2 separate regions of the Mus musculus genome follow, and region 2 is linked to region 1. A link is a loop called in an ENCODE intact Hi-C map of the cell type or tissue named here. Cell type or tissue: gastrocnemius. All regions are shown on one strand.

The links. A loop is a pair of places that touch in the nucleus more often than their neighbours do. Peaks named below come from ENCODE experiments on the same cell type or tissue, not always from the same donor. Only the 100,000 strongest peaks of a DNase experiment are listed, where the experiment ranks them.
Region 2: a loop joins it to region 1, with 2.1 times the contacts of the local background. A loop is called at or near these places in 2 of 42 quality-filtered maps.

Annotation. Positions count from the first base shown.
Region 1 is chr8:105,257,647-105,260,146 of GRCm38, forward strand. Tradd (TNFRSF1A-associated via death domain) reads right to left here. Exons shown (of 5, transcript NM_001033161.2): 3 at 2,064-2,341; 4 at 1,791-1,983; 5 at 929-1,649. The coding sequence ends at 1,339. Among named protein-coding and RNA genes, the nearest start is that of B3gnt9, 3.7 kb to the left of the region's middle. In gastrocnemius, a CTCF peak has its summit at 1,403; DNase peaks (open chromatin) are centred at 1,502, 1,885 and 2,213; H3K4me3 peaks cover 1,150 bases.
Region 2 is chr8:105,169,125-105,171,624 of GRCm38, forward strand. Cbfb (core binding factor beta) reads left to right here and starts at 1,550. Exons shown (of 6, transcript NM_001161458.1): 1 at 1,550-1,929; 2 at 2,182-2,268. The coding sequence starts at 1,852. In gastrocnemius, no CTCF peak of the experiment used is centred here; DNase peaks (open chromatin) are centred at 1,441, 2,185 and 2,434; H3K4me3 peaks cover 1,778 bases; H3K27ac peaks cover 1,927 bases.

The DNA.
Region 1 (2,500 bases):
AGTGAGATTGCCTCAAAAAAACAAAAAAGCAAGAGCCAGGATGTAGCTCAGTGGTAGACCTTTCCTCAGGGCCTTGGTTATATCCGCACTGCCACAAAAATCAATCAGAAAACTAGGGTTTCTGAGTATGTGTGATACAGAAGTAAGTTCATTGGCCAAGCCCCCCACCTCAAATAAACTTTGAAGGTTGAATTTAGTAACAATGTAAGTTGGAAATCCTGGGGCAGGGGAAGTGGGGAAACCCAGATTGTCTGTTTGCTTTTGTTTTTGTGTGGGGGTGGGGGTGTCTCAATATGTAGCTCATGCTGACTTCCAAATTGAAGCAATCCTCCTGCCTCAACATCCTGAATACCGCATGGTATGTAAAAAGTCTGAATCTTATAGGTGTCAGTCTCCGTGGAAACAAGGGTGAAGATCTCAACAGAAAAGGGGTGGGGGGTGGGGGTGGAGGAGAGCTTGGCTGTCTTGGAGCACACTCTGTAGACTAGGCTGGCCTGTAACAAACAGATCCACCTGACTCTGCCTCCAATGCTAGATAGCATTAAAGGCACACTCTGTAGACCAGGCTGGCCTGTAACAAACAGAGATCCACCTGACTCTGCCTCCAGTGCTAAATAGGATTAAAGGCGTGCACCACCACCTGGCTGAAATTTTAATTTTCTAATTCAGGTACACGGTAGATGTTTTAAGCACATACTTAGATCACACACACACAAAAACAAAAACCAAACCTAATGTATATGATGGTTCACCAAACCCCCGGTTATCCTTCACTAACAGGACAGGTAGCAACCCCTTCCTCTCACCTTCCTCAAGGCCCTACCCGAACCCTGCCTGTCTCTCCACTCCCTACTCTACCTGGCTCACTATTCCACTGAAGGTGACTAACCCCAACCAGGTCTAGACCTCAGCATCTCCGCAAGTCTGTAAAAGAGTTACATTTTATTATCGCTGCAGACAAGGTGCTTCGGTCCCACGATGAGTATATGCCAAGGGCGGGGAAAATCGTGCATCCTGCTCCCGACAGTTTTTGTAGCACCTTGAGCTAGGTTTCAGAAGGTCCGGGTACTTAGAGGGTCTTTGCAGCAAGTCCTCTTTTTGTATGATCATCAGTGATTTACCCCTGCGCTGCTTGCCTGGCTCCTGGGGGGCGGGGGGAGGGGCAGTTAGTTGCACTCCAGCAGCTCAGCTAGGTGGGGCGTGCGTATGCTCTCCAAGTCCAGTAGATGGAAAGTGGTCAGCAGTAGCAACATCAGCGGTAAAAAAATACCCCAACAGCCACCCGTGGGTTTCAAACACTGAACTGCTGGTTGGCCGCCCTTCCCCACAGTACTAGACTTAGGCCAGGCCGCCATCCGGCTCCGCCTGGCCCAACAGATCCTCTGCTAGACTAGTGAGTTCGTTCTCCTCCAGCGCCTCCACCAGGCGCTGCAGTGTGGCACGGCGGCCCTCGGCTTGCATGAAACGGCGCAGCAGCTGGAAGGCCTGCTCGTATAGCCCATCACGCTCATACTCGTAGGCCAGCGAGTCGAGGGCAGGATCTCTCAGTGCCCGACAGTTACGCTGCAGCGAGCGCCCCACCCTGCGCCACTTGAGACCCACCGAGCGCGCAAACGTCTGCTGGTCTTGAAGAGTCAGTGGCCGGTTCACTGCAGAAGAAGTGAGCAAGAGGTGAGTGAGCACCGGTTCCCTGGAGCCCGCACCCTTCCGCACCTGCCTTCGGATACCTGGGCCCAGCCCTGCTCAGATCGACCTGCTGGTGACCCCCCGCTTCTGCTGATGAACCTCACCTACGAGCTGCCCGTGGAACAGAAAAGTCTGGCAGGCGGCCGGCAGTGGTTTCTCCTCGGTCGGAGAGGAAACCGGGAACTTCGAACCTGCAGAAGCTACCTGTATGGCTCCACCCTGGCCAGTGCAGTCACACGTCAGTTTGCAGAGCTCATCCTCCAGCTCCGCGAGTTCCTCGTCCCTGAGCCGGTCGGGCTGCACGAAGGGGTGCACAGTCAGTGCGGCTTTGGGCCGCGAATCCCCGCCCATCCCATCCTAACTACGGACGGCAGCACCTTCTGGGCTAAGATGTAATTCAAACAGCGCTCTTCATCAGTCAGCCAACTGTCCAGCTGCTCCGCACCTGCACGCAACTCCAGCTGCAACCGCAGCGCTTCCTGGGCAAGCGCCGGGGCCATGCACCTCTGCAGCGCGGTGCGCAGCGCCCCCTCGCGGTAGGCTTGGAGGAAGCGGCCGCACAGCACGCGCCCGCAGAACCGCAACTGGACGATGAGCTGAGGGTCGCTGCAGTGGATCTTGAGTATCTGCAGTACGTCAGAGCTGTCCCCACTCTCTGCGGAGGTGAGCAGTCAGGCCACACGTTGTCCCCCAAACAGGACTTTTTTCCAAGCAGCCAGAGGAGAAAGCTAAGCCCATAGTCGGCCTACTCTCCCAACCCCCAACGTCAGCCTCTAGTGCTCTCTGCCAAGAAGGGGAACAGAAAGGGTAGGTA
Region 2 (2,500 bases), 89 kb before region 1:
CTTAATCCCCTGTGATGGCACTGTTGAGGTGTGGCCTTGCTGGAGGAAATGTGTCCCCAGGGCCATCTTTGAGGTTTCAAAGCCACTGGCATTCCTAAATCTTATTCTGCTTTCTGATTAAAGATGTGAGCCCTCAGTTTCCTGCCTCTGTCACCATGCTCCACCGTTCAGGGATTCTAACCCTCTGGAGTGGTAAGCTCACACAAACTCTTCTTATAACGTGCCTTGGACATGGTGTTTTATCATGGCAGTATGTTTTACTCAAAACACACACACACACACACACACACACACACACACACACACACCACTCCCACCAACAAACCTTTAATTTTGGGTAATCAACTCTCCAGACTTCAGTTAAGATGATTAACCCTCCTAGTTTGTTAGGGACTGAGCAGCTTCAGAAGGCTTGGGGGGCGGGGGGAGGTCATTGCTAAAAATGAGAGCTGTCTATGGCAAACTAGGACAGTTCCTTACCCACGTTTAGGTCCCTATCTAATAAATGAGATTGGGCTGGACTAGCAGTGAAATTCTGCCAAAATCTGTATTCAAGCAGGCATTAACAACTGACCTCAGAACTGATTCCAGTGACTTATGAGTATCTTTTCACAATCCTTAGCATCTGGCCAGCTGCTGCCAAGAGTTGGCACTTACCTGCCATCCTTGAACTGAACTTTTAACAAACTGCGATTTTTAAGGATCAGAGTTTATTGAGGGTCAGCTTTAGCTCAAGCTCTGCTGCAAACCCCGAGTCTGGTTTTCTTCTGCTCTGGTAAGTTCTCTAGAACTTGCAGATCTTGGATTTTTTTTTTTTTTTCTTGTTTGATTGCACATTTGGGTAAAAATATGGACTGGCAACCGGTTACATATAATTAAGATAGTTTTCCTTTAAATGATGTGCTAGATCTACATAAACACTCTCCTACTAACGCCATGAACTTATGAGTGTGCATTTTAGAAATTACTAATCTGAGACTTACTGGTCTGGTACTTGTCTAAACCTTGTCTGCAGGCAGAGCTACACGGAATCCTAAGGCCAACCCCGTTTCAATAGCCACCACCTTTTTACACCATGATTTGGTTAGATGCTTACTTCCACCTTTCAGTGCACAGTCCACATCCCTCCCTGTATGCAAAGTCCTCTAAGATTTAGGTTTCCTTGAATTCAAGTGGCCCTTCTGGGGGTGACTCTGCGTGGCTGGCTGGGGAGCCAAGAAGTTCCAGATCGCTCACAAAGGGCCAAAAAAAAAAAAAAAAAGGTCTGCGGGTCCGCTTCTAGTTGCTAAGAGAGGGGCGGATCCCTTCTGGGCGGGTTGTTCGCAGAGAAGCCCGCGGACAGGCAAGGGGAAGTGCTGAGGAAGGAGCAGGGTTTCACTGCAACCCAGCGGCCCCGCAAGCGGGTGGGTGGCGCATGCGCGGCGCGGGTCGTGGAGTTGTGAATGGTGCGTCTTGTTTGCTAGAGTTTGAGGCGGGCGGGCGCGCGAGGAGGAGAAGGAGGAGGAGGAGGGGTGGGGCCGGCGCGGGGCGGGAGAGCGAGGAGGGCGGCGAGAGGAAGTGGCGGCCGCAGCCGGGGGAGGCTGGAAGCTGTGTCTGCGCGGGCGGGCGGGAGGGAGGACGGCCGGCAACGGCTGAGGCGGGCGGCGGTAGCGTGGGTTGGGCTCCAAGCACACGGCCGCACCTCAGCCTCCCTGGAGCGGGAGGCCACGCGGGCGGGCTCCTGAAACAAAGAGAAGCGGGAGTCCGGGTGCCGCGGGTGGGCGGTCAAGGCGGTCAGCACCGGAGCCCGCCAGCGGGTGCCCGCGCGAGCCTGGGGAGCGCGGCCGGCCGGCGCGGCCTGAGGGCGGGAAGATGCCGCGCGTCGTCCCGGACCAGAGGAGCAAGTTCGAGAACGAGGAGTTCTTCAGGAAGCTGAGCCGCGAGTGCGAGGTGAGGCGGTTGGGGAGGCGCGGAGGCCTCGGCGCGCCCCGAGTGGGCCCGGGGAGGAGAAAAGTTTGAGCGGCTCGGTTGCCGGGAAGCCCCCGGGACGGCGCGCCGGCCGAGGGGGAATCTCGCCCCGGCAAGCAGTCCGCCCACAGGCTCTGCTTGCCCTTATCGGAGCCGCGGGGAGCGGGCGGGCGGGCCGGCGGGTGCCGCCGCGGATTTGACTCCTGATTTCGGGGCCGTCTCTCTGCCTTGCAGATTAAGTACACGGGCTTCAGGGACCGGCCCCACGAGGAGCGCCAGACACGCTTCCAGAACGCCTGCCGCGACGGTCGCTCGGAGATCGTAAGTCGCCGGGGAGGGACCCCCCCACCCTACCCCCGGTGCGCGCGGGGAGGCCGCGGGGACCCAGGCGCGCGCCAGTCACTTGTTGCGCGCGGCCCCGGGCGTGTTCCGGACGGCGCCGCGGACGCTGCGGCTCCCGGAACTGAGCCGGGGGCGCAGGCTCACTTCCTTAGTCCGGATTCGAAAAGCAAGAAAGAGGCAGATGCTGGCGGGGCGGCTCGGCTCGGCCCTC